Linked DNA regions of Homo sapiens: region 1 is linked to region 2. Evidence: read pairs that join two places in POLR2A ChIA-PET (ENCODE). Cell type or tissue: IMR-90. All regions are shown on one strand. Each heading gives the region's core, and the rest is flanking DNA. Links, peaks and the distances in the headings are about the cores only. Region 1 overlaps MIR3681HG (MIR3681 host gene). Region 2 overlaps MIR3681HG (MIR3681 host gene).

The links. Peaks named below come from ENCODE experiments on the same cell type or tissue, not always from the same donor. Only the 100,000 strongest peaks of a DNase experiment are listed, where the experiment ranks them.
Region 1: POLR2A ChIA-PET joins it to region 2 with 10 read pairs; 2 of 35 experiments call an interaction of 5 or more read pairs at or near these places.

What each region holds. Positions count from the first base shown.
Region 1 is chr2:12,072,579-12,082,078 of GRCh38, reverse strand. The region is part of intron 2 of MIR3681HG (MIR3681 host gene); the gene reads right to left. Among named protein-coding and RNA genes, the nearest start is that of MIR3681HG, 70 kb to the right of the region's middle. In IMR-90, for the core only: no CTCF peak of the experiment used is centred there; no DNase peak of the experiment used is centred there.
Region 2 is chr2:12,320,218-12,329,717 of GRCh38, reverse strand. All of the region lies in intron 4 of MIR3681HG (MIR3681 host gene), which reads right to left. Among named protein-coding and RNA genes, the nearest start is that of MIR3681, 130 kb to the right of the region's middle. In IMR-90, for the core only: no CTCF peak of the experiment used is centred there; DNase peaks (open chromatin) are centred at 3,687 and 8,187; H3K27ac peaks cover 41 bases.

The DNA.
Region 1 (9,500 bases), core at 434-8,433, 250 kb after region 2:
TCCATGAGTGTGTCATCTGTCCCTTCACACGAGTCTATAGGCAGCGCCAGCCCAGCACTATCCCAGACATTAGTTGTCACTCTGAGGTCAGACAAGTGCCCCACATGATTTATGGGTCTTTGGGGGAGTTCCCAAACTTTCATCCATGTTTCCCAGAGCCAGATTCTTCTGGGGTTAGAACTAGGCTCGCAATTATAATTACAAACATGGATTCATAATGTAACACCCCAAAAAGTCCAAACACCCATAATGGGTATTCATTTGCACTTTGCAAAACATCACCCAGACGCTGCATCCACCAAGGTGCTTGAGTAGTGAGTGAGCCTAGCACGTGTCTGCATGGCTCTGTGATTTGCCACCGTTACTGGGTACACGACAGATTTTGTGAAAGATAAAATGCTTCTGAGTAAAAAACAGCTCTCACATGAAAAAAAAAAATGCATGAATAAAATTTAAAAGATTTTTCTTAGAAAGGTATGCACAGGAAATACCTGCCTGTTGATTGAAATGTGATTTGGGGATGACGTCTTCAATCTATTCTACCTTTTTTTTTAATTGGTGAATTTTGAGATTTACAGAAGTTCTCAGGCCTGGCCCCCTGTAACTGCTGAGGACCTGCTGTATTTGCCTGCCTCAATTCCCACCTGCCCTTTTGGGAATTCCAGGCCCTCTTCAAAGTTTAACTATTTCAGGGAGCCTACAGGAGATACCACATATGTTTATTCAATAACTAATTATTGTGCCCCAACTGCTGTACACTGTGTCTAACAATGGGAATACAATGGTTTTTTGTTTTTGTTTTTTTTGTTTTTGTTTTTTTTTGAGATGGAGTCTCGCTGTCTCCCAGGCTGGAGTTCAGTGGCGCGATCTCGGCTCACTGCAAGCTCCGCCTCCCGGGTTCACGCCATTCTCCTGCCTCTTCCCCCCGAGTAGCTAGGACTACAGGCACCCGCCACCATGCCCAGCTAATTTTTTGTATTTTTAGTAGAGACGGTTTCACCGTGTTAGCCAAGATGGTCTCGATATCCTGACCTCGTGATCCGCCCGCCTAAATGGTATTGTATTGAAATAGAAGTGGCCTCTGCTAGTATGGAATGCTCCTATAAAATCATCATTTATTTCCCTCCTATTCCGATCCCCAGATGGACTAGGCATCGGATTCTCTGGAAATCTCAGACATTGCTGATGATCATGAAAAATGAAATCATTATTGTACCCGGTTCCTACGGCTGCTGAAACATATTACTACAACCTCTGTGGCTTAAAACAACACAAATTTGTCAAATTACGGTTGTGTAGGTTGTGTGCAGATATTTGGAATGAGTCTTATGGAGCTAACACCAAGGTGTCAGCAGAACTGCTTTCCTTTTGGAGGCTCCAGCTGAGAACTCATTCCTAGCCTTTTCCCTCTTCTAGAAGCAAATCACTCAAAACTTTGCCTTCATCAGCACACTCCTTCCCTGAATCCGGCCCTGTCACTTCTCTCTTATAAGGACCCTTGGGATTACCTCGGGCCCACCAGATGATCCAGGGTAAACTCGCCATCTCAAGATCATTAGCTTAATCACTGCTGTGAAGTCCCTTTCGCATGTAAGGTGACATCTGTGTCAGTTCTGGGATCAGGTTATGGCCATCTTTGAGGAGCCTTTATTCTGTCTTGCCACAATTCCTGTCACTGCCAAAGCTGCTGACAAATGCTACTGGGAGCCCCAGTGCACAAGATAATAGTATCATTTTATGTCACTGGAAAAAAAAATATGCTTTCACAGTTTCTTTATTCTTTTAAAAGTATGTTAAATCAAGTTTAGCCTAAAGCTGCTTCCTTACATATTTTCAGTTCGGCCTAAAGATTTCTCTGTACATCATGAGCTATAACGTACATAGAGTTGTAAATAGACTGTAGCCTACGCTTGTGCCAGTCACCGAGTTTTGGCCAAAGGTGGCAAGTTGTTCAAACTGTGTTCAAATAAGACTGATGCCAAACAGTAACCAATCGGGCTGTTTCTGTACCTCACTTCCAATTTCTATAAATCATTTTCCTTTCTCTGTCCATAAATCCTCTTCCACCACGTGGCTGTGCTGGAGTCTCTGAGCCTACTCTGGCTCAGAGGCTGCCAGATTCACAATTCTTTGCACAATTAAACTTTTTATAATTTAATTCGGCTAATTTTTTTCTTTTAACAAGGGTTTATTACACACCTATTGAGTGCCAGCATTATTCGCAGAGCTGGGCTTAGTGATCAACAGGCAAGATAATGTTCCTGCCCTCCAAAAAACCTGTATTTCTCATTTGGGGGAAACTGGCAGTAATTACGCAAAATGTAACCAATATAATTTAAATATTGACAAGTCCTCTGAAGAAATAGAGAAGAGTGATACGGCGTGTGACTGGGGAGGTGCTGGCCACGGGAGACCTTTCTGAGGAGGCAGGTTGGAGCTGAGACCTAGACAGGTGCGGAAGCAGCTAGGAAGAGAGCCCGAGGAGCCCTCCAGACAAGAGGGAGCAAAGGCCGTGGGTAGGAGTGCACTTTGCACACTGGGGAAGGCCAGTGTGGCCGCGGGTAGGGAAGTCAGGGGAGAGTGGAGCTAGATGGAGAGTGGCGATACCGGTTGAGGCCAGATAGCAGAAAGCCTTTGTAGGCGTGGTAGAGGACTTTGGCTTTGTCCTGGGAGCAATGCAATGCCAAGAGAGGTGTTTTTTTGTTTTTTGTTTTGTTTTGTATTGTTTTTAAGTGACCTAATCTAAATTGCTAAATGAACTCTTTGGTTATCTTATGGAGAATGGACTTTTTGGGAAGCAGGGATATGGGTTTGAAGATAAGTTCAGTAATCTAGGCAAGAGATAATGGTAGTTTATAGTGTAATGGAAGTTATATAATATATATTTGTATATATATTGGTCTCAGGATATATTTTTGAATATTTTTTATCCTTCTGATGGATGAAGATGCAAAAAAAAAAGACTCAAGGAAAACACATGCTTTTTTCTCAAGAAGATACGTAGATTTGCTTAGGAAGAATGGGAAAACAGCAACTCAAATGGATTACAAAGATTGGTGGGGGCAGCAGAAGTGGAGTTCCATTTGGGATAAGTTAAGTCTGATGGCTACTAAACTTGGAAGAGGAGATTCAGATCCACAGTTGGAGATCTGAGTCTGAAGCTCAGAGGAATGGCCAGGGAGAGAAACATAAATGAGGAGTCATCAGAGATACAGAGACACCCACACCATCTTCTGTGGGTGACCTTCTTTCCAGGCACTCTGCTGCTACCACCAATGTGGTCAGTTCTCTGAGACCCGGATGCTGTAAAGATGGATGGACTCTAGGAAAGAGGAGTAGCAGACCCTGGGCACAGAGAGTTATCCATGTCCTGGAATCCACAAAGCCAATTTCAGCCTGAATGAGATTCCACTGATCTCTGGCCCATCCCAAGTCCCTGTGTGGGAATGGGGGCTCACCAAGGAAGGAGCCACCAGGAAAAGATGCCACAGTCTAAAGGAGAAACTACACTCTGGTGTCCTTGAGGGCAGGCATCAGCAGCAGCCTGGGTGTGTTTGTCCCAGACCACTTTAAAAATATTTAATTATTTGCCAATATATTAAACTTTAGAGGGTTTTCTTCCTCTTGAAAATTATGAAAAGGCATAATAATCCAGAGCCCACATTTCCTCTCGGCAACCATCAGCTGCAGCTGAGACAGCAACTCTCTAGTCACCACCGTGCTCACTCAGAAGGGCATTAAGCCCTGCACCTTAAATAAATAAAAAGGCAGATTATGCAGAGGAAGAAAAAAATCACCATTCCTGCCACTGGGCCAATAGAATCCCCAGCCAAAGGTTGCCACCCCAAAACACTGCTGTATTCCACTGAGCAAAGGAATAAGAGCCACTTGCTATAAAGGTCCAGTCCTCCATGAAGGAGCCTGGTCACCCATCAAGATTTAGAGACATGGGCTTGAAAAGGTCATGAAAAAATCAGCTCTCACTTCTTGCACAATTTTCTAGTACAAAATTTTTCTTTGCAGAAACATAGCTTACATGACACCTAGATAGCAGCTTCTAATGTACCTTCTCTCAATTACCCAATGCCACCCCACCCCACAAAAAAAAAAAAAAAAAGCTTGCAAATACAGAAAAAAAGGTGAAAACTCAAAGCACACCAAACAACAAGCCTGACAGGCAGCTAAAAGTTACAATCTGGAATTTTCTCCTAAAAAGAACAGATTTTTAAGAAAAAAAAAAAATAGCCAGGGTTAAGCAAGTAGTAGACTCCCATTTCTCTAAATAACGGTGCCCTTTCATAAATCCCCAATATCATCCACTGGCCCAGGGACCCCAGGCCCATCCTCACCATGTATAGCCATCTGTCATATTAACCTATCATGTGGTAATCTGAGTATTGATCTCTTTCCTCAATCAAGGCTATGACCATCTTCAATCTCCACACCAAATCTAGAAAATAAAAAACAACTGGACATGCAAGTTATATAGAGTAGTGCTGGCGCATGTTATCTCAGAGGTTAGTCCCATCAAAGACAACTCCTGCCCAGTTGTTAGGCAGGAGTCCCTTGCTTTTTGAATATCTGGTTAAAATTGATTCAACCTCCCATTCTATTTCAGTGCATCGTAAGGGTACTCATATTCTCAAGAGCATCCTTTTTCTCCTGGCTCAGCAGGTGATATCTTAGCAGTGCTTCAACTCAGATCCAAAATGCCTCATCTTCCTTGATTCACCAACAAAAATTATTCTTTCAAAGGACCAGTGAATACAGCAGAATTTGCTCGAGATGACCTGGTTGGAGGCACAGAGAACAAAGGAGGGTTTGCATAGCAGAACTATACTGAATCAACCAGGTAACACTAAGCTAACAAATGACCCCCAAATCTTACTGATTTCCAATAATAAAGTTGTACGTTCATTCACCCTACATGCACATCACAGTCGGCCCTGGCTCTGTTCCCATTTTCTTCTTCATGGACCAAAGCCAGCAGAGCATTTGTTACCTGGAAGAGGGCCAGTCATCACAGAAGAGGGAATCACTCACTCACAAACGCTTAAAGCTTTTGCTTGGAAAACCACGCACATCAATTTCACTCATGACTGATTGACCAAAGCAAGTCACATGGCTGAAACTGAGTACTAAGAGTGTGGAGATGTATAATCCTCCCACAGACGGTGGCACCAAATATAGATGAACAGTAATACAATCTACCACATTAGCATTTTAAAATGCAGGAGTAGATATCATCATCTTAAAATACTTTGGCAAGACCCTAGGAGGCTCAGTAGTCCTCACCTCTCTACTGCCTCTTTCCCACCCTCCAGAGCAATACAATTCTTCCCCTTGTCTCATGCAAAACTCCTTAAATTTTATCTGTTGTCAATACACAAACCCTCTACCCCAACCCCTTATCTCAGAATTTTGTTCAAGCAAGGAATGTTGGTGTCAATTGCTAAAATAATGTTTCCTCTGTCTGATTACATGAGAAAATTATAATAATGTTCCCTCTGTCTGATTACATGAGAAAATTCTAAGTAGGAGTGGTAAAAAAAAGAACCCTGAATGCTGAAAATGGCAATTTTGCATCATAATTTGTGCCAATTCCAAATACCAGAAAAGCCACAGTAGGCTTAGGGAGAAGTTGCCATTTTGGAAGGGCAGAGGAGTGCCAAGAGAAAGCTTTCTAGAAGCTGGGCATTGGGTTTAGACCCACTCATGCCCATCTACCTTCAGCTCTAGCTCTAGCTCAAAAAGGATTCCAATAAAACCCATGAATAGAGAGCAGGGCCCAGGGCACTCTGTTGGCAAAGACCTATTCAAGATGTATCTCATCTTTGTTTTGTTTGTGAGGTTGGTAAAAGAAGAAAGCATCTTTTAGTGGGTTTATTGGCTCTTTGCATAACTTTCTTCTAAAGTGCATGTTCAAGCAATTTGTCCAATAAGAAAAAAGTCAAATAACTCTAATTTTTAAAAGGGGCAAGTGATTTGATCAGGGACTTTGCAAAAGTGCATGCCCAAGTGTCTAATGGACAAATGAAAAGATACCAACACTTATCTTTAAAAAATTAACTAAAATAAACAACAAAATTACTATAATATAAAGTTTTCGTGAGGATGTACTGCAACTGAAAATCTTAAATATTGAGAATATAAATTATTACAAACACAGTTAAAGGAACTAGTTGGTTGTATCTACTAAACCTAAATATAGACCTACTGTACGAACCACCCTGCCCAATCATAGTTTCATACCCAAGAGAAATGAGTACGTTTTCCCACAAAAAGAAATAAACAAGATTATTTACAGCAGGCTTATTCATAATTGCCAAAAGCTGAAAACAACCCCACTGACCATCAACAGAAGAATGAATACATAAATTGTGGTATAGTCAAATAATGGACTACTTATATACAAATTAAAAAAAAAAAACATTGATACACACATAATTTGGATGAATCTTTAAAACATAGTATGTGCAAAATAAACCAAAATAAAAAGTGCATACCACATCTATATGCAGTTCAAGAGTAAGAAAATCTAATTGACAGTGATTGAAGTCAAAATGTGATTATTCTGAGGTGGAGTATTGATGACGAAGGCGCAGAAAAGAACCTTCATGGGTCCTGAAAATATTCTCTGTCTTAATCTGTATGGTGATTACACAGATGTATATAAAATTTTATCAAGCTCTACATAAGGTGATCGTTCTTCATGTGCTTAGTCTGTGTGAAACACATTTATGCTTCTTATTTCACCAAAAAAATGGAAACTTTGCCCACTCCCATGAGAAAACTAATTTTCCCATTTCAAAAATAATCTTGAAACTGGGAGGTTTAAAAAACAATTCAGGGTGCATCTTGAAAGACTGGTAAAAATTGATCAGGTAAGAAAGAAAATCAAGTTTCAAAGACTGGGAAGCAAGACAAAATAAGAACCATTGAGTATTATAATCAGTATGGAACCAACAGGAAATACATGTGAAATATTCTAGATTATTAACAACTTGAGAAACTTGCTCTTGGATTTCCAGAAAAATAGGAATCATGAAAATGCAAAGTCATCTAAAAGGCCTACTTCAATGATTCATTTACATGAATTAGTTTTTCACTCTGGAAAATAAACAAAGAAACGGGTGCTCTGTTCTTCCTGAAGATGGAATCCAGCAGTTACCAAAGGATGCCAGTCTGGCTTGAATTTTAGCATCTACATCCTCATCCCAGATGCACGGGCAGAGGATTAATAAAAACACAAGTCAAATTGTTTTCTCTATAACCATCAGCCGCATTCTTCGTTTGTAAGAATAAAGTCTTGGGTCCCCTTATTATCATTCTTCTTGTCCTCCTCAATTATGCCTGGGCAGAATGCCTGTGGGATATAGACTAGTGACTAAAAGTGTCCTATTCATTACCATGAATGTCAGCCTTTCAACCCAGACCAAGAAGCCCTGAAATGTGCAGGGGACAGGCATTCCTCAGCTAATAGTAGGCTGTTGTTTCAATTAACTAAAGCAGCACCTTGGCCTCCTAAGCAGTGACTGACTGGGGCAGGCTTAGGAATACTTATCTCATGGGAACAGACTTGATGCTATCAGGTCTGGCTTTATAACATCTCTGTGTAACATCTCTCACCTTTTGGTGGCCAGAGAAGTAGGTCAGAGGGGGAGGCCTGGGTAAGCCACAGAGGCAGAAGTGGGGCCGTGCCTCGCATGCACCATCACGTCATCTCCATGACACGGACATTTTCCCCGCTGGTCTGGTGCCTTCCCATCACTGGCTATAACATGAGGGCCCACCTTGTGGTTTCAGCCTATTTAGAAAGGACAGATTCATCACTGCAACTGCCTGCTTGAGTCAAAGATACTGTGTGTCTTTATCTCCCAGCTGCAAAAGCTGATAAGAATGCAGAGGTGATGTGATAATTTGTAGCTGATTATAGGAATTTTTGACCTACAAATGGAGAGAGAGAGAGAGAGAGAGAAGAGAATGATTGCTGATTGCTGCTATTGTATGTATCTTTTTATGCTTTTATGTTTTTGGATTTTGCCAGGAAAAGCGAGAAAACCCCATCATATCTCCTGAGTTTGACTTTGGAAGACACAGGGGTAAGAACTGACTCTAATATTTCCTGAATATGAAACTTCAGGGCAGTCTCTTAAATTCCATGGATCTAGAATATTTCATCTGTATAAGAAGGTTCTCAACAAGAGGCTCCCATAGGTCCCTCTCATCTTTGACATTCTAGAATTCTATAAGGTTTTGCTTTTTTATTTCCAGATTAAAATATACCAAGATCAAATCTCGTAAACTTGAAACAGAGCAGCACTTTGCAGGCATGGCAGATGCCAGCATTTTCAACCTCACACTGCCAGCTGAAGCTCACCTCTGCTTTCACTTACTGGATGTGTGACCTTGGGCTCTCTCTGTAAGACGCTTAAACCTGCTTCCTTCTCTGTAAAATGTGGGTAATAACGCTTACATCTCAGAGTTGTTGCGTTTTCTATAAAGCCAGCTAAGATGGCTGACTTAGAACATTAGCTATTATTATGACTATTCCTCAAGCTCCTGTGTACTTGGGCACTGACTCTGGAGCCAGACTTCTTAGGTTCAAATTCAAGCTCTGCCAGTTTCTATTTGTGTAACCTTGAATAAATTGCTTAACTTCTCTGCCTCAGTTTCGTTATCTGTAAAATGGGGATAATAATATCATTTACCTCATTGGGTGGTTGTGTGAATTAAATGGATGAATATGTATCATGTCCTTAAAGTGGTATTCGGCATAGAGTAAATACTATGTAAGTGTTTCATAAGTGAAATAAAATAAGTGAAATACACATATATTTGTGTGTACATATATATACATATGAAAGTGCTGGCGCAACACAGGTTCAATAAATGTTGGACATGATGATCATCGCCACAAAAATCCCTTTTTTAGGACTAGAGATGAAGCTTTAGAAGCCAGTTCCTGTGTCTGGCATGTGTTGGCAGTGGAGATGGGGAAATAGGAACCTGTCAGAGAAAAAGCACCAAGGTCATTTCAGCAGACCCAGTCACTGAGAATGCTTCTGCTTGGGGATGGAGGTAAGCAGAAGGCAGACACAGAAGAGGACTCTAGACTTCTGTCTGGGCAGCACTGTAGATGGTGGTAGCTTTATTTGAATGGAAACTCCAGGAAGCATCAGATTTGAGATGAAAGAAAATGGGTTCATGTTTGGATATGTTGAGTTTGCGGTTCCTACAAGACACTTCAAGGCAAAAGAAACCCTCTTATCCAAGCAAGACCTGCACAGAATCCTGGCCAAGGTGCTGTCCGACAACCATGTGAACCGTTTTGCTTTGTCCACAACAACTCATACTCAGTATTCAAAAACACTAAAGACAATCAATAGATGTACTTGTCCCCTGCCACCTGCCTGTGAGGCCTTTTGGAGGTCTGCAGGTCCAGCGTCTCCTAAGATCAACAGCCCTTGACAATGTTCAGCCATTTGTCCTTTACAAAG
Region 2 (9,500 bases), core at 397-8,396:
AAACAAAAGTAGCTAGGTATTCTGTGGATGCTGCTATGGACAGCCTCTGTTCTAGAAACATCCAATTTAAGCATTTAAATATCGCCTTCATTATTTAGTAGCTGTGTGAATTGGGATGAATAACAGTTTTTGTAATGTAGCTGTGTGAACTGGGATGATATACTTCTTGATTCATAACACTGCTTGCCACATGGTATAAGCGACTAATAAGTAGTAGTAGCTGTTGTTATCATTGTTACTTTGGAAAGAGGACAGGTATTCTAGGTACCAGCTTAGTCTGCTTGTTTGTTTTGTTTTCAGACAAGGTCTTGCTCTGTCACCAGGGCTGGAGTGCAGTGGTGCAATCATAGCTCATTGCAGCCTCAACCTCCTGGGCTCAAGCAATCCTCCCACCTCAGCCTCCTGAGTAACTGGGACTACAGGCATGCACTATCATGCTTAGCTAATTATTTTATTTTTTGTAGAGATAGGACCTCCCTATATTGTCCAGGCTAGTCTTGCACTCCTGGCCTCAAGCAATCCTCTTGCCTCAGCCTTTCAAAGTGTTGGGATTACAGGTGTGAGCCACAGTGACCTGCCTTAGCTTAGTTTGAATAAAGTTTGATGACAAGCAGATGTCAAACATTCAGCTTGGAAAGCAGTTACCCCACTGCAGCTTCTAACATTTTAAAACAGCAGAGAAACCATTATTGCCCAGGAAGCATTCAGCAAAATTAACTGTGGTCAATGTCCAGTGTGCCATCTGTATCCCCCAAGAGTGCACTAACATGGACAGTGCCCATTTACCTAGAAATCTCCCTCAGCTGGAGCCCCAGTGCCAGAAAAGTGGAGAATTAAATTATGCACACCTCAGCCCTGTACTAGATAACCTCAAGTTGCATGGATTTATCAAACGAGTAGTTATTGTGCTATGTTAGGAATATGTTTTGAAAGGAACACTAAGTTTTAAAAGGGAGCTGCCACTTCTATGATTTGGTTATAAGATTCTATTTATTTATTCATTGAAATTATTCTATTCCTGTGTCAGTCTGTTTGTGTTTCTGTAAAGCAATACCTGAGACTGGGTAACTTATAAATAAAAGAGGTTTATTTGGTTCTGCAGGCTGTACAAAAAGCATGGCGCCCACACTTGCTTCTGGTGAGGCTTCAGGCTGCTTCCACTCACGGCAGTAGTTGAGGAGGAGCCAGCCTATGCAGAAGTCAGATGGCAAGAGAGGAAGCAAGAGGGAGAGGAGGAGGCGCCAGGCTCTTTTTAGCAACCAGTTTTCAGGGGAACCAAAAGTAAGAACTCACACTCCCATGAGAAAGGCACCATGACGTTCATGAGGGACCCAACCTCACCCCCAGGATCCAAATGCCTCCCACCCTATGCAACCTTACCTCCCACAATGGGGATCAAATTTTAATATGAGACTTAGCAGGGCCAAACAAACCATATTCAAACCACAGCATCCTGGAATCTGGACTGGCCAGTGATGAAGAGCAGGAGCTTTGGTCTCACAGCTCAGTTTTACCACTTATTTATTTGGATTTAGTTTTACTACAAAAAAAGACTGTAGCATTGTGTATTATAAAGATTGAGAAAAATATTGTACTTAGGTAAACAGGGTGCCTATCCTTATTGATTGTTGTAGCTTCAACCCCTAAAAGTTTAGAAATGGATACAACATGAGTTTCCAGGTGACGGGGCACCCAGACCTCTAGGCAGGTGTTCAGAATCCAATGTGGCACATAATCAAATAGGAATATACTATTTTAGCTTGAAGAAGGAGTTATCTGACTTTGTCTTATGAGGAGTTTAAGACCATCTCTTAGAGAAGTCAGCACTTGAGTTGAGACTAGAAGAGCAACTGGGAGTTTACCAGGTAGGCAAGATGGGGATGTGAATGGAAGAAGAGGGAAAGAATTCGGCACAACCTGATAAGCACAAGTGGTTCAGTAGACCTGCAGCAGAGGAAGGTGACCAATGAGGCCAGACACAGACCTGAGGCTGTTGCTGTCATGATCTTCCCCATTTTAAGGAGCTTGGATTTTTTTTTTTTTTTTTTTTTGGATACAGAGTCTTGCTCTGTTGCCCAGGCTGGAGTGCAATGGTATGATCTCAGCTCACTGAAACCTCTGCCTCCCGGATTCAAGTGATTCTCCTGCCTCAGCCTCCCAAGTAGCTGGGATTACAGGCGCCCACAACCACACCCAGCTAATTTTTGTATTTTTCGTAGAGACAGGGTTTCACCACATTGGCCAGGCTGGTCTCAAACTCCTGACCTCAGGTGATCTGTCAGCCTTGACCTCCCAAAGTGCTGGGATTACAGGCGTGAGCCACTGCGCCTGGCCGGATATTTTTCTTTAAGACTATGAATATCTATTGAGAATTCATACCCTCACTTTAAATCTGCCATGGATTTACACATCTAATCCCATATTCATATTTTGCCAGGTTGAAGTGACCCACTTTTTTTCTACAATATTTTCATACAGAAGAATATTTCCTCCTTTATCATTAAAATATCCTTTGAACAGTTCACTCCTTTGCTGAACAGACCATGTGCTCTATTCTAGGCATAGCTGTGAGCAGCCTGCTGGGGAGAAGAGGGGTGCACGCCTTTGCCATTGTTCAGAGCTCCGCAGAGAGTCAGTTCCAGGACGGAGATAGGCACTGTCAAATTTGCCCTGCTCACCTCTCCAGGTTCCTTTCCCACCACCATCTTTGCTACCGCTTGGTGGTGCCATACCAAGCTCATTCAGTGGAGTTAGACGCACTCATGTGTGCTCTCGCAATGTCACTTCTGGGCTTCCCACCTGCCATTCCCTCTGCCTGGAGCCCAACCTCCCTCCCCTGTCTGCCCTTCTAGCCTTTCACTCCCACTGACTTTTCTGATACCCTCTTAGATGTTTTTTTCATTCGAGAAGCTTTATCCCAAAAGCTTTATCCCCTGTAAGTCTGGTCCACCTGTCTTTCTCCTTTGCTTATTTCAGTAACGTTCTCTGGCTTTCTATCTATCAATTTCCCCCTCTCAACTGTAAGCACCATGAGGCCAGCAACCATATCTATCTCTATGTCCCCAGGATCTGGCCAGTGAGTGGCACATATTCTGCCCTCGGTGTGTGTGTGTGCGTGTGTGTCTGTGCAAGTGCCTGTGTCTGTGTCTCTGTGTGTGCCTGTATGCATGTGTATCTGTGTGTGTCTGTGTCTCTGCATGCGTGTATGCGTGTGTGTGTGTGTGAGCAGGTGTTCATGTGTCTATGTGTGTGTGTGTGTCTGTGTGTGTGTCTGCATGTTTCTGTTTGGGTGCATGTTAAATGAGAGCCAAGACCCTGATTCAAGTGCTGGCTCTGCCACTTACCTAGGCTCGTCTATTTCCTGCTTTCCATCTTTTCCATTCTGTTAATTTCCATTGTCAATTCCCTAGTTCAGGTCTTTGTAATTGTTTCCCTGGATGTTTCTAGAACCTTCCTTTGAGTCTGCCCTCCCTCTTCCCAATGCTGCCCTTTGCTTGCTTTCATATAATTTTTGTTAAAACATTGGTAAATTCTATCTCTCATAAAAACCTTAGAGCTTATTTTAAAAACTTCCAACTCCTTAGTCTAGCTTACGAGGCTCTCTACTATCTAATCTCAAACCAGCTTTCCAGCCACTCCTCCCATGAACTCAGTGACTCACCAGCACCAGAGGCTGGCATTTCCTGAGCGCCTCACCAACCGTCACACAGCTGGGCCTTAGTGCAGCTCTCGTGTCTGCCCGCATGTCTTTCCCGACTCCTTTTTCTACCTTGAGAAATACTCTGGGCTCATACAGCTCTTGTTCTCCACCGCCTGCCTCCAGCAATCACCATGTTTGTATAACGGTGACATTACTATCTGCTTTCTCTATTCGACAGTAACTTTCTTAAGCAGAGACACAATGTCTTCTCACCCTTTTCTCTCCTGTGGGACTGCATGGGTTGCTCACATGGCATGGGATGGAAGCTGGTCAATACACGTTTCTGGCAGGAATAAATATCCAAGCATGAGGGTCTAAGTGGTTCACTTTATTAAGGAAGACTTTGTGGTACACATTTTTTCCCTATCAAGGAAATACAAGTATGTTGGCAATACCATATTCCCTAATGAGGCAAGATTTACAAATAAACTGCAGCTTAGAAGGTAAGTTTCTCATGAACCTAATGTAAGTTGAAGGCTTGAATAAATACGTGGGACTCCTTGAATGGTTGTTTAGAATTTCCTGGGGAAGAAATCCTTGATGCCCAGGCTGTACTCTGCATTTGCAATTTTGATTACCTCCTACCAAGCAAACCAAAATCTCTTGCATTGGAACCTGGGCATTAGTATTGTTTAAGCTCCCCCCAAAATCAGCAGAAGAGCAGCCAAGGAGAACCAGTACCTGAGCAAAAGAGACTGAGGAACCAGTGAAGAAAGTGGCTCCTCTGACTGAGGCAGGGTGGAAAGAGCCTGGTATGTGAGGCAGAATCCTGTTTCTTGGCTCTGAAAGCCCTGGTCCTGGGTCAATAGCCCTCAACCCTGATGGCATGTTGGAATCACCAGAAGAGCTATTAAAGACTACCAGCTGGGACCAGGCACGGTTGCTCATGTCTGTAATCACAGCACTTTGGGAGGCCGAGGTGGGTGGATCACCTGACGTCAGGAGTTTGAGACCACCCTGGCCAACATGGTGAAACCCCATTTCTACCAAAAATACAAAACTTAGCCAGGTGTGGTGGTGCATGCCTGTAATCCCAGATACTCTGGAGGCTGAGGCAGGAGAATCACTGGAACCTAGGAGGCAGAGGTTGCAGTGAGATGAGATAGCACCACTGCACTGCACTCCAGCCTGGGTGACAGAGTGAGACTCCATCTAAAAAAAAAAAAAAAAAAAAAAAGACTACCAGCTGGATGGTTAATTTTATGTGTCAACTTGGTTAGCACATGGTACCAAAATATTGGTATATTGGCCAAACATCAGTGTGGAAATATTCATGAAGGTAGTTTTTAGATGAGATTAACATTTAAATAAGTAGACTTTGGATGAAGCAGATTAACTTCCATAATGTGGATAGGCCTTGTTCAATCAGTTGAAAAAAAGGCAGCTCTGTCCAAAGGCAGAGGAAATTCTACCTCCAGAATCAAGCTACAGCATCAGCTTTTCCCTGGGTCTCCAGCCTGCTGGCCGACTCTTCAGACTGTGGACTTGCCAGCCTCCATAATCACATGAGCCAATATCTGAAAATCTCTCTCTGTGTCTCTTTCTCTCTTTAGACACACACACACACACACACACACACACACACACACACACATACATCATTGGTTCTGTTTCTCTGGAGATCTCTGACTAATACACCAATCCCTGGGGTTCTTATGTTCGAGATTAGAACCCAAACATTGGCAGTTTTAGAAAGTTCCCGACGTGATTTCACGTGCAGCCAGCGTTGAGAACTACTATTCTAAGTGTTTCTAAATGTTATCCCATTGCTAACTGCCCTCATGGTTTTTCCATTTGAATATATTTGCAATGAAAATTTCACTAGAACACCTTCTTTCCTGACCTGTGCACTCTCAAAATGTGTATGTTGGCATCTTCACTCCCCAGTGTGACTGTATTTGGAGTTAAGGCCTTGGAGATGACTAAGGTTAAATGAAGTCACAGGGATGGACCCTAGTCCAATGCAATTGGTGTCCTTAGAAGAAGAGAGGGAGATACCAGGAGTGTATGTGCACAGAGAAAAGGCCACGTGAGAAGAAGGTGGTGATCTGCAAGCCAAGGGCAGAGGCCTCGAGACAACCTCAACCTGCTGATGCCTTGATCTTAGACATCTAGCTTCCACATGTGAGAAGTAACTTTTTCATATTTGTGAGAAATCAATTTCTGTTGTTTAAACCACAAGGTTTGTGATTATTTGGTTACAGGAGGCCTAGCAGACCAACCAGCCAGCAATGCAGTGTTTTCATGACCTTGCTCAGACTGAATCCGAATTGGCCACTGGGCTTCAATTCACATGGCTTTTCTCCAAATTGGGGTTACACTGGGGAAGGTTTCTGGGGTGAGGTTTTATTGGCCATGTTGAAGCAAAGCTAGCCCCACCTGACCTGGATAAAAGAGGCGGGGGAGTGGGGAGAGGCAGCTGTTTCCAGTGAGTGGGCTCCAGTTTGCCTGGTTACCCCTGTGTTGGTGAAACTTTGCCCCAGTGGCTGGACTCCACAAGCTACTTTGTGCAGAGCAGCCTCTGTATGATGCCACACTTCTATGCCAAGAAACTCCATTAGGAAACACTTAGCCTTGGCATTTTCCATTTGTCCCCTGTTCCATTAACAGCATCCTCTTGACTTTGGAAGGCAGACCACTCTGCTCCTCAGTCCACTCCAAAGTGCTTAATAAACTTTGTTTCAGGATGATGGATGCTGTAATGGAAAAAAAAAGGAGCAGGGGCTTTGCACCCACACTGACTTGCTACCAAACCCTGCCTCTCTCATTTGGGAGTTGAGAGAACTTCGGAAAACTTTTCTGAGCCTTCATCCACTCATATGCAAAATAGGGATGAAAGAAACTTTTACACAGTTGACATATGGGTGAATTAAGAACATAGCATGGTGTCTAGCACATTGTAGCTGTCTAATATTCCCTTTTTCACTGATCTTTCGAATGTATACATTTGAACATAATTTGTTTTAATTTTTAACTTAATGTTGAGCATTTGCTGACAATGGATAGATTATAGTATATTGGAGCTGAAATGTTCTTTGAGTTTCATGGTCTAATCCATTTCACTTTACAGGGAAAGCCATCTGCCCATGATTTGCACAGCAAGTTGTGTTCAGCTGGAACGAGACCCCAGTCTCCCTGACTCCTGCACTTTCTAGAGGACCTTGTGCCTGATAGGGCAAACAGCCACCAAATTTTGCTTAGTTCAGGATTACCATGTGGGTTTCATTCCTTCCCAGACAATTTCCAGCTCACCCATTGGAATCTCAACCCCAATCTGCCTCATTCCTCAGCATTCCCATCATAATATAGGCCATTGAGTTACCTCAACTTTTCCCTGCATAAACACATCTCTCAAGTTTGTTTGCACAGTCCCAGGCACCTAGGTACCTCCTGGGTGAGTGCTCCCGAACAGCAGAGCCATTCTTCCCTTTCTTCAGAGGCCTTCATTTTATAGAAAATTGGGCTTGATGGCTTTGATTGAATGCAGTAGAAAAGAGCACATCACACAATGCATGAAGAAGGTACATTGGGTTAAACACCAGGTACTTGAACTAGGAGAAAGAAAGCTGTCTTTCCATATTTTAATATTTACCTACAGCTGAAAACAGTGGTATGGCATCTAACAAGCTTGAGATCTGGTTCTAGCCTTTCTCGGCATTCCCTCTGCTGTCCTCCCATCCACTTTCCTACAAATGGGAGAGAGCTTCATTCGGGAAAACAACATGTCCTTGCACATGACTTTCTCTTTGCCTGGAAGGGTCATCCCTGTGTTTTCTATCTGAAAAACTTCATTCTTCTATCAAAACCTACTTAGAATCCCATCTCTTCAATAGAGTCTTCTGATTTTCTACCACTGTCCTCTGTGCTAACTCCATACTTTGTGGTTATCTTTAAATATCGTCTTTGTCTCCCGAAAGGATAAGTTTGGCTCTTTGTACTGGGCTGTTATTTCCTAAAGTTGCTGTGGGTAATAGCCATGTGAGAAAAATGTGTGTGTGTGTTTAGGGGAGAGTATTACTCATTAAAAATTTGAGAAAGCTGTTAAGCTAGTTGCTTTTCTGAAAGACAGAGCTTTTCAGTGTGGAGATACATTGAATCTTCATGGAGATTACATTGTGTATATCCATGAAGAATGAGAGGGAATTCAACGTTTTCTAAAACTTTTGCACATGGCATAGTTTTGATGGTTCATCCCCAAGGATGAATGTTCTGTAACATATTCAGAGGAATTTTGCACTGTTTCATAAGTCCTCTGAGGGAAAATAGTGAGTCCAATATATTTCTATCTTCCCAGGACCTAGCATTGAGCCTGATGCTGAATAAATAACTCAGTCAATGTATATGTATTGAGTGGAATAAACAGAATCACATTAGATTACTCACTCTCCAACCCAAGGCTGAGCAGAGAATCTGGAAGTGGGTAGCAGAGCAAGGCGAGCTCTTCCCTCTTTCCAAGAATTGACTAATTCTCATCAGGAACAGGCAAGATGCTCAAGCGGCCACTCTCTGCTGCAGCCCCCACACTTCTGACTCACAGCAAGCTCCCAGTGCCTCCCTCAGGAGAAAAAAATGTGAAATGTTTTGGCTGGAACTCAATGGCCAAGAATCTCACCACCTGCCATACTTTTTTAGGGAGTGCTATTAATTTGACAATAGTCCTTGTTTTTTTGTTCTCGCACAGACTGTCTGGGTTGCGGAGAAGCTGGCCTGGCAGAAGGAAGTGGGGCTTTTGCAAATAGTTTCCAGCATGGATCCTGTTCTCAGCCTGGCAGCTCCCACACACTGTCTCTCAAAGTAACCCGAAGCAGATATGCTAAGAGACTCCAGCGTTTTCAAATTGTTCTCTTGGCTCACAGGATGAGCTGGAAGCCCTTGAACATATCACCAGGGTTGAGATTGGCAGACATCCCCTCAGAAGATGCTGAGTTCTCTGTTTCACTTGGCCGGGTCACTAGGGGTACTGGCTGAAGTGGAAGCTGCTAGGCAAAAACAGTCCAATGGCCCTGGGTTTTGGCAAAGTCTCTAGAAGGATTTCTTAAATGTTCTGGTTTTAGCAGAGGCCAAATTATCTTTCTGAAGTATGTGCTCCCTTAATATCAAAACTTTCACATTTCATGGGAAATTCAAACCATATGTTTCCGTGCTATTTACCTTTAATGTACTCAAATGCCATCTTGTAAGAGAAGTTTGATTTCAGGAAAAAAATTGAGTCATCAATAAGCCCCCTTTCCTTGAGTCACGAATCAGTATTTTTCTTTTTTCTTTTTTTTTTTTTTTTTTGCAAATTCCCCCAAATCTCCCATGCAAAGAACTCAGGTTGGATCCTAAGTCCTTGGACCAGACATTTCCAGAAGGAACATTTTAAATTCAATTATGTTCTAAACTCTTCATGCTTTCTTTCATCCATATTTACAACCATAAATTGTAGCCACACAGTTACTAGAAGCAAAGAAGCCAAATAGATGTTGAAATGATGACGCTGGCGCTGGAGCGATGTGATTGTAGTCAATGTTTTGTTTTGTTTATTCTTGACTGATAAAGATCATTTCACAGTTTATTTTTAGTCTTGTTCATAGAAATGGCATTGTTCCTTGAGTACAAACGAATTAAATTTGTATTTAGAATTGTCATTTCATTTAAGTGGTACAGAGACTTATGATTTCATGCATTTGGGTAATAAACCAATTTTACCATGGCCCTGCCAGGTGCCAGTCACAGGGGAAGTCACATACATGAGATGTGACCACTGGTGGGAAAACACAAGGTCAAATGGGGAACTGAGTTTCTAATACACAGTCAG